Regions from separate parts of the Mus musculus genome. Here region 2 is linked to region 1. A link is a loop called in an ENCODE intact Hi-C map of the cell type or tissue named here. Cell type or tissue: left cerebral cortex. All regions are shown on one strand.

What was found. Peaks named below come from ENCODE experiments on the same cell type or tissue, not always from the same donor. Only the 100,000 strongest peaks of a DNase experiment are listed, where the experiment ranks them.
Region 2: it touches region 1 in a loop (2.7-fold over the local background); 6 of 42 quality-filtered maps call a loop at or near these places.

What each region holds. Positions count from the first base shown.
Region 1 is chrX:7,310,457-7,315,456 of GRCm38, reverse strand. The region is part of intron 2 of Clcn5 (chloride channel, voltage-sensitive 5); the gene reads left to right. Among named protein-coding and RNA genes, the nearest start is that of Clcn5, 6.4 kb to the left of the region's middle. In left cerebral cortex, no CTCF peak of the experiment used is centred here; DNase peaks (open chromatin) are centred at 183 and 2,863.
Region 2 is chrX:7,633,068-7,638,067 of GRCm38, reverse strand. Cacna1f (calcium channel, voltage-dependent, alpha 1F subunit) reads right to left here. Exons shown (of 48, transcript NM_019582.2): 46 at 4,863-4,975; 47 at 3,424-3,621; 48 at 2,872-3,179. The coding sequence ends at 2,949. Among named protein-coding and RNA genes, the nearest start is that of Syp, 3.0 kb to the left of the region's middle. In left cerebral cortex, a CTCF peak has its summit at 2,909; DNase peaks (open chromatin) are centred at 2,037, 2,752, 3,451, 3,806 and 1 more place; H3K4me3 peaks cover 38 bases; H3K27ac peaks cover 1,671 bases.

The DNA.
Region 1 (5,000 bases):
CAGAAGCTTGGCTTCCTCCTGATCTGGGAAAGGCAGACTTAGGAATAAGCTGGGCCCCAGGGAGTATTACCATAGGGAAGGTGTAAAGTGAGATGCAAGCCTAGAGAAAAAGCATGGCGAACTTTGCGGTTTGAGTTGCTCTAAAACTGAGTAGGAGGTGGCCATATGGCTACGTGAGAGAATCGCGTTCGAGGCAGACAGAGCGGCACTGTTCAGGAACTTCCAGCTTGCTTTGTTTGCCTGGTGTGAGATGAATCAAGGAAAGGAGTCGGAGGCCAGAAAATAAAGAACCTTGTATGTTCTAGGAAGGCTTTTTATACTCTCTCCTGGAGACAAAGATTCTAAACAGGGAAGTGACAGAAACAGATTTGGTTTGAGAAAGATTCCCTTTGGCAGCAGTGCTGAGCTGAGGGGGTGCTGGAGACAGGAGAAGGCTGCACTCATTGAGATGCTTTCTCAAGTAGAGGTTTAGGGGAAAGGTAGTGAGGGTCTGAGAAGAGAAGCAAGGGGAGTGCGCTTGGAAAGCGTATGGTGAGTTCCTGCATGCTGCAAGACGGGCCTGAAGAGCTGACCCTGGACTGACGGCCAGCTTGGGTGTGGAAGCTACAGTGCCCTTCTCCAACATGGGAAACATGAGAGGTGGCTGGAGGGGAGGCTAGCTGCTGGTGTACTAAACTTTTGACCTCCTTAGCTCCTTTTGATTCCTTTGGGCTGTCAGGTTGATGTTTCAAAGGCATTTTTTGAAAAAGTATCCAGTCCAGAGTGTGTGCAAGTGGGGACTGCTTTTGTTTCTGGTGATGTGTGTGAGTTTGTAGTTTTCCACTCCAGTTGTTCTGATAGTGTTGTCATGTTTAATGATTAATAATTATTAATAAATGAAATGTCATATTTTCTTAGCAACATTTCTTAAGAGCTGAGGCTCTGCAACATGATCTGCTTAACTTTAAAATGGACTGAAATCTCATTTTTTTGATTGTTGAGAGGGAAGGGTTCTACATAATTTAGCATTTAGGATCACTGCAGTTTAGTGGCTGTTTGGGGGCAACTTTTAAAGGGGAAATGATAGTTCCAAAGTTAGCCACGTGAATCTGGATCGAACTATTGGCTTAATGGCTTGAGAGCTGTGAGGCTTTGGGCAATTTATTTGAGCCCTCTGTGATTCATTGACCTCCTTTGTAAATGAGCATGAGAATAGAACTTAGTATATACGGTTGTGAAGATGGTTTGAGTTAAACTTGATACTATACAACTGTACACCCATAATCTAATCATGAGACACTTAGAATGTAATTTAGTGTGTAAATGTATTCATAATTTAGTAATAGCTATTCCTACTACTGCTGTCACCTGATAGTACTATTGTTTTACTTTAGTTTGGATGGGACTGGAGCCTTATTCTGAAGATGTCATTTCAGGTTGTCTCTGGAAGCCTAGCAAGATAATAGTCTGTTTGGCTCTTCAGGTAGAGATTTAGATCTGAGGATAGTCTTAGGAAACAAGAAACTCCATTGTAGAGTCCAGAATGTCCAAGATCAGATAGGTATTACTTGAGCGGAATGAGAGGATTTGAAATCAGTCTTGGGATTCTCTGTTATGTTCTTTTCATGGGTTTACGGAAGAGGGAATCTGTCCTCAGTTCAAGGAAGCTTTTGCACTCATTTCTTGAGGCAATTAGTTGGGAAATCTCAAGAGCTAAAAATCTCAAACCTTCCCCTTTTTTGGATCATTGTTGACTAATTCTTAATGGAACATCTGATCAGAAATCATGCACCTCTTCGACATGGCCAACGGTATTATTTTGAGCTCACTCAATGGGGTGATAATGCATAGTCTGGCTACTTTAAACACAATATGCAGAGGGTGCATTCATATTTCTGATAACTGAAAGTCAGTGTTAAAAACATCAGGGGGTTTGCTCTAATGATTGAGAAAACACCAAAGAGGAGACGTGTTAGTTTGAAGTTAAAAGGAGACTCGAGTTCATTATTTATAACTTTACTGAACCCAAGTTATATACTGGATACTACTAGGCCCCGCAGATGCAGTAGTCTAGGAAAACAGCTACAGACTCTGAGCTCCTGGAATTTACCAACTAGGATAAAGGTAACATTTCAAATTAGTAAAATAGTTTATTTAACAAACTTGCTGAAGTAATTTTGAAAAAATACATATCTACATACATTTAGAAGGATTAAAATAGTTTTAGTACTAAAGGAGGGAGGCTAGCAAAATTTTCTGTGCTTTAAAACATATTTCTGCTCAGGTCTCAGCCCCCCCCCATTGGAATTCATTCCTAAGACTTCAGCATTTAAAGGAGCCTTGTGAACAATTCTGATGTCTAATCTTGTTTGAGAACTGCTTCACTAAGTAATTCAACATTAAATGAGAGTGAAATGATGAAAGAACTGAAAACTAGGGAATGACATAATCTCGAAGTAGATATTTATATGCTTAATAGCAAAGGTAGACATAATAAAGAAAAAGATTAATATCACTAATTATGTAATAATTTAAAACTTCTGCACATACCACAAATAAAGTTAATGAGAAAACTAGGAAGAATTGCATGCAGTCCATTGCATTTAACACAGGAAGAAAAAGCACGTGACTATTTTGCTAGAAAGGCACACAGTGACTGGGAGGGAAATCTGCACAGAGAAACATATAAACAGAGAAATTCAAGTGACCAGTAAACACGAAAAGCGTACTCTCCGTTGTTGTGAAAGAAAGGGGAATTAGAATAGCATACAATTTTCTCCAGTATAATTTTGCAAAGATTAAAAAAAAAAGAATGGCAGAACTCAGAGTTGGTAAAAAATATGAGGAAGCAGCTGTTCTCACACACGTCTCCTGAAAATGTCAACGGAGAAATACTTTTAAAATGTTTATAGTTTGAGTGGGTGAGTAGGTAGTTATTTTCTTCTCTCTCTCTCTCTCTCTCTCTCTCTCTCTGTGTGTGTGTGTGTGTGTGTGTGTGTGTGTGTCTTCTAGAGACAGGGTTTCTCTGTGTAGCCCCAGCTGTTCTAGAACTCGCTCTATGGGCCAGGCTGGGCTCAAACTCAGAGATCTGCCTGCCTCCCCCTGGAGAGTAGTTTAATACATATTAATTTATCCTAAGGAAAGAATTAAAGATGGTGCTCCAAGGATATATGAATGAATATATTAACTGTAGCATTTTCAGTGTTTGGAAAATTGGTGACATTTGTATTCTATTACAGTCATACAGTGGAATACTGTAGTTTCTAAAAGTGATAGTGCCCTACTTATTGGCTTAGAAATTGATTTATGATATAGTGTTACATGAGGAGAAAAGCAGATTTCAAATGATTAATAGTTAAAAGTCTGGTTCATTGTGTGTATTAGTATTTCTCAGCTCCACCCTCGCTAATATATTAAATGATAAGATAGTTGCTAGCCTAATAGTTCCCAACTCCTGTGCTCATCAGTATTGTGGATTAAAAAAAAAAAACCTTGAAACTGGGGCTGGAGAGATGGGGCTGGCTCAGCAGTTGAGAGCACAGGTTGATCTTCCAGAGGACCTGAGGTTGATTCCCAGCACCCACATGGTGGCTCACAGCCATCTTTAACTCTAGCCCCGTAGGAATTTGACACTCTTTTCTGGCTTCTGAGGGCACGGTGGTACAAAGGTGAACATGTGGGCAAAATAGCCATACACATAAAATAAAATAAAATAAAATAAAATAAAATAAATTCAGACCAATTTAATCTGATTCTCTCCAGGTGTTGTGTCATATGCCTTTAATCCTGAGATTTGAGAGGCAGATATCTATGAGTTCAAAGCCAGCTGGTCTACACTAGTGACTTCTAGGCCAGTCAAGGCCACATAGTGAGACGATATCTTTTTAAAAAAATGATTTTCTTGGAGTGGGTGGAAATTAATTAGTATTTTTAAAGCCCCCCATACCCTCATGATTTTAATGTACAATCAAATTTGCGAATCACTAAGTAGTGGTTGAAAGGATGAAGTAGGGAAAGTTACTGTTTCATATATGGGCTCAATGTAGAGTAGTAACTATTATTGTTATGATTTTAAATTATTAATAGTGAGATACCACTTTCATGTATGTTTTTATGTCCACAAATGCATAATACCAACAAAAGTCTGAAAGGAAAGCCAGGCATAGTAATACAGTTCTATAATCCCAGCACTTTGGAGGATGAGGCAGGAGGATTGTCCTGATTTCAAAGACAGCCTGAGCTATACCACATGGCCTGGGCTATAGTGTGAGGCACTATTTCAAAACAACAAAACCAGACAAGAATCATCTGCAAGGATACATAGAAAATTATTTAATAGGTGTAGCTCATTAGTAGAATGCATGTTCAGCATATTCAGCGTCCTAGGATCTATCCCCAGCACTGCAAAAACAGTATTAAATTAAAGATTCTGAGATGCACATGTCTACAGTCTTAGTACTCAGAAGGCTGAGGCAAGAGGAGCACCTGGGTTACGCTGTGAAATCCTGTCTCAAACACAAAACAAAATAAATTATAAATTTACTTTATTACATGGATTTCTTGTTAATTAATAAAACTTAATTTCTGAAGGAAGTATATACACACACATACGCACATTTTTACCTTATGATATTTATAGTACAAAAACTAGATATAGTTTCAATAATGGGCAATGCATATAAATTATGGCAGGTCTATATAGTATTGTATTTGGCCATAAAAAATGAAGACTAATGGCCTGTTGTTGTGATTCCAGTACTTGGGTGGTTGAAGCAGGAGAAATAAGAATTCTAGGCTATCCTAGGCTACAAAGCAAAACTTGTCTAAAAAAATATCAAGACTGATGTGGTAAATGCTTAGGAGAGAAATCCACACTAGAAGAAATGCTCCAAAGACAGTGCCTTGCTCCAAGTGCTAGGCTGAGCTTACGGTTTTCGCTGTCTTTGATACATTAGCTTATTTTTCAGATTTTGTACAAGCGGCGTGTATTGCTTTTAAAAGCAGCGAACAAGTAATTTGGA
Region 2 (5,000 bases), 320 kb before region 1:
TCTGTTTATTCCTTGGCCCTCTTTTAAAAATCCATGTATTTATTGTGTGATAGCTCCCTTTCTTTTAACAATACATTTATTTAGCATAGAGAGAGGGACGGAGGGAAGGGGAGGGGCAATCCTGTATAAGTGTGAGGAGAGGACTACCTGCCAGATAGGTTCTCTCATCTCACTGTGTGGGTTCTGCTGTCTCTTAACAGACTACTTACCTTCTTTCATGATACTAAAACTAGGCCCAGCACCCTCAGTGATGATTGCCATGTTACAAAATGCAAGGGAAAAAATATAGTTGAGATTAAAATCACCATTTTATACCCTTCTGTTGCTTGAATTTGGAAACATTTGACTGGATACCATTTATTTGTTTGTTTGTTTGTTTCTTTCTTTTTTTTTTTTGAGGCCGGTTTTTTTCTGTGTATCCCTGGCTGTCCTGGAACTTACTTGGTAGCCCAGGCTGGCCTCGAACTCAGAAATCCGCCTGCCTCTGCCTCCCAAGTGCTGGGACTAAAGGCGTGGGCCACCATTGCCCGGCTGTATATTTGAGATAGGATTTCACTTAGCCTGAGGCTGGCCATGCCTTTCCCAGGCAGCTGAGGATGACCTTATCCTCAGCTTATCCTTTTTCCTCCCCTGCCCAGGTGCTGGCATGTTATCTCTGCATCATGTGAGCTCTGGCTTTTTTTTTTCTCTGAGACAGGGTTTGTCTCAGTAGCCTTGGATGTCCTGGAATTCACTCTGTAGATCTCGGACTCATAGAGATCTGCCTGCTTCTGCCTCCAAGTGCTGGGACTAAAGGTGTGCGCCACCACTGCCCGGCTAGCTCTGGCTTTTATACTTTTCTTAACATTTAATTATTTACTGTGTGTATGTGTGGGTGCACAAGTCGAAGTCAGAAGACAGCTTTTGGGAGTCAGTTCTCTCCACCACATTGGTCCTGTGGATCTATCTCAGGTCTTCAGGCTTGGCCATCACTTTTACCTTCTGAGATATCTCCCTAGCCCCTGTACCTTTTATTTTATTTTATTTTATTTTATTTTATTTTATTTTATTTTATTTTTCTGAGACAGGGTTTCTCTCTGTAGCCCTGGCTGTCCTGGAATTCACTCTGTATAGATCAGGCTGGCCACGAACTTATAGAGATCTGCCTGCCTTTGCCTCCAAAATGCTAGGATTAAAGGCATGTGCCACCATGCCTGGCTCCCATATTTATTTACAAAACACAAGTATATAATAGATACTTCCCAATTGTTTGCGTTTTAGCTCTCGGTTGTTTGAATCTCATTTCTAATATTTACTCCTGTTTGATTTTGGACATGTAAAATGTTTTAAAATATTATGTGTATGATTGTGCTGGTTAAAAAAAGATAATTGCCAGGTGATGGTGGCACACGCCTTTGATTCCAGCACTCAGGAGGCAGAAGCAGGTGGATCTCTGTGAGTTTGAGGCCAGCCCAGTCTACAGAGTGAGTTCCAGAACAGCCAAGGCTACACACAGAGAAACCCTGCCTTTACCTCCCCTGCCCCCCACAGATAATCAACTACAGTGCACTTAGAATAGGGTTCATTTTACTATTTTGGAAGCCATTGACTTCTCACTGTTTTCCCCCTTTACCTTCCCTGCTAAGGTAACCATCGTTTCTGCTAATTTTAGCATCTCCAGTCTCTTTCCCTCTATTCTGTTTTCAGCATACCACCAGAGCATCTATTTAAAATGCACAGTTAACTGTGTCACTACCTTACTCAATGCCTTCCTATGGTTCCCCGTGCTTTTAGAGCCTAGCATTCAGGACTGCATGGTAGAGCCCCCAACCTTAGTTTTCAGTGGATTTTATGCTTCCGCTCTAACTTGCGCTTTCACCAGACGTTAGCCCAACTGCTCCAAGCCTTTGTTTCAAGTCCCTGTGTAACTGAGTTTGAGTCCTAGTCTTTGATTGTGGTTTCCCTCAAATTTTCTGGCTTGGTTGACTCAAGAGATAGAAATAAGAACTGCCTGTCTCACGAGTGAGGAGGGCTCTACTTCAGACACTCCCCACTGGTGATCCCGTTTGGCATCATTTGCTGTGCTACCTTCAATCCCTGTGGAGTGGAACCGACTCCCACTTTGGATAACTCTTGTCATATGTCCAAGTCTCCCCAGGTTGCTCCGAGGGAAAACCGTTAGCAAGGTGCCTGGCACACACTAAATGCCCAGTACACTTTCCTTGAGTGAATGATACCCCAAAGGCAGAACAAGAAGCAGAAGGAAGATCCCGTGCATCTGCGTAGGGAGGGAACGACTCTCAGGCGTTTCAGGAGGACCAAGGGGGTGGGGGCTGGGAATGGGTTCCACGGAGCTAGAAGCACCACTGTATGCTGTCATCTAGAATTTCTACCAATGGATTTAGACTTTTCTTGCCTTTCTCAGGCAGAGGTGGGAAATGGGAGACACTTATGATACTAATTCACCATCTCTGAAATTCTTGATGCTGTGCAGGGGACACGTCTGCTTAAGCCTCCAGGTCAGCTCCAACCTCTAGGCCTTTGCTCTGTCAAGAATCTTCTACAGCCTGTCCTTTGCACTGATCCGATCGAGCCTCTGTGATGTCTCTTCCTTTCCTTACTACCCAAACAGTATCTCTTCTCTTTACTTCCTCTTATCTGCCCAGTGCCCTCCTTCTCCCCGCACCTCCACTCTGTCTCCAGCTTTTTTTGGCTGCTGTCTCTTTCTCCTCCACCTCCTCCCTCCTTCCCTGACGCTGAATAATCAGGCCTAGCTGTCCTGGTTTCTGGAAATACTCATGTGTGGGCAGTGGCTGAGGGATGCAATAAGGGATGGATAGAAGCTGTTGGGCTGGCCCAGACTGCCAGTGCAAAGATACTAAGATTCAGCAGTGTGTGGTCCATGCCTGCCTCCCTCTGGGGGAAGGAAGGGCAGGGAGTTTATTGAGCAGTAGATGAGGGGTAAGGATTTAGAGGGCATGGACACAGGCCATCTCATCTCCCAGGTCCTCTTCATCAAAGCGGGAAAGAATAGACTCCTCATCACTGTAAAGGGAGGTGGTTCTCTGTGCCAGCAGGTCACTGGCAGCACTGTCCATCTCATCCAGGGTCAGGTGACATGCATCTGCAATCTCCTGCTTGGCCAGGGCCACAAATCGTGGGTCTTGGGCAAAGAGACCTAGGCCTTCGGAGATGAGCACCTGGGAGGGGGGCGTGGTCAAAGTAGGATTAGTGTTGATCCATGGCACAATGTGCACAGTGCAGGTCACTGTGAATAAATGACACACATGCAGCGCGCAGTGGGACAGGGTCAAGTACAGTATGCCGAGAAGAGGAATTTCCACATGCTCAACATAGAGTCTGGCCACTCTTGATCCTCGGCTCTCAGCTCCCACCTCTGCCCCTACTACTGAAGCCCCTTTCCCCACACCCATCTGGACTCACAGCCTCCACCAAACTGTCAGCACTGCCCCTCTTGCGGTGGCTGGGATTCGGATGAGCTCCAGGCACTTGCAGACAGGTGAAGGTACGCAGTGGGCCGCCAAGTTTGCCAAGGTATCCTTCACCCACTGTAGATTCCTCCACCAACAACAGGGGGGCATATAGCAGTCGACCCTTCTGAGGAGGGGCTGCCCAGGAACCCTGGGTCAGAATAAACAGACACCAGATGGGCAAGGATTGGTAAGTGTGAGAGTCTTCCATTCACTCTTGTCAGTTCCGTTCCTCTCCTCTAGTAGACACAACTGGAGTCACATGGGTGGGTGTAAAACGACTTCTTTATTTGTGGGGATCAAAGCCAGAGCCATAAACATTATGGCCAAGCAAACGTTCTGCTACCGAGCTACATTCCCTGCTCCACACTTGAGTTTATGTCAGAGTATAGACAGTGCCTGTTTGCATGCATTGTGTGGGAGGGAGTTAGTTAGTTAGTTATTTAAGATAGGGCCTTGCTCTAGTATCAAGGCCTGTAATTTACTATGTTGCCCAGGTTGGCCTCAATTTTTCAGCAATTCTCCTGTACTAGTCTCACAAGGGCTGGGATTACAGACACAAACCACCCCATGTAGATGTTTTGGTTCTTTTGAAAGAGTCTCATGTAGCTCAGGCTACCCTCAATTCCATAGATATCTGAGAATAACTTTGAAGTCTTTTTTTGTTTGTTTGTTTTTTTTGTTTTTTTGAGAAGTCTTGATCCTCCTATGCCTACTTCCCAAGTGATAGGATTGCAGGTATGTGCCATCATAGATGACTCTAAAACCTGGATTTAAATGTCAACTGTGGGGGACCAGAGAGGGGAATGAGCAGCCAAGAGCACTTTCTGCACAATCATGGGAACTAGAGTTCAAATCCAAGCACCCATGACCCACGTAGCAATCCAGGCCTCCCACGCATGCCTGTAACCCTAACAGTAAGGAAAGCAGAGACAGGAGGATCGCTAGAGATTGCTGGCTTTCTGCCTAGCCAAGAAAATGTGAGCCATTACTTCAAAGTAATATGTGGAGAGAGAGAGAGAAAGGAGGGCCCTGACACTCTCTTCTGGACTCTGCGCACTCCCATGGAATATATCCACACACACAACATGCACACAGACACACAAAGATACATATACACATACAAAAATTGATAAATGAATAAATAAATACTAACTGTTGTAAAAGTGCCAGTTGTGCTGTATATTAGCTATGTGACCATGGGTGGATAGACACTGAGCTTCAGTGATCTCCCATAAAGTGGGGACAGCAAAGCCATTTCACAAGTACAGTGGAGATTATGTGTGTTCCTTCAAATGCCCCATTCTTCTGAAGTCCCCGAGATGTAGTCTGTTTCTAAAGTTCAGCCTAAGATGCTATTTCCCCAAAGGCCACAACATCTCTTTTCCTCACCTGAGCCCTGCTTGGTCCTGAGGTCCGTCCACGATGGTAGGTGCCTGGGATAGGTAAATCTTCACAACTGCCCTGGCGTTGCAGACACTGGATGGTGAAGGAGGGCTTCCGACCTGATGGACAAAGGACAATGGCAAT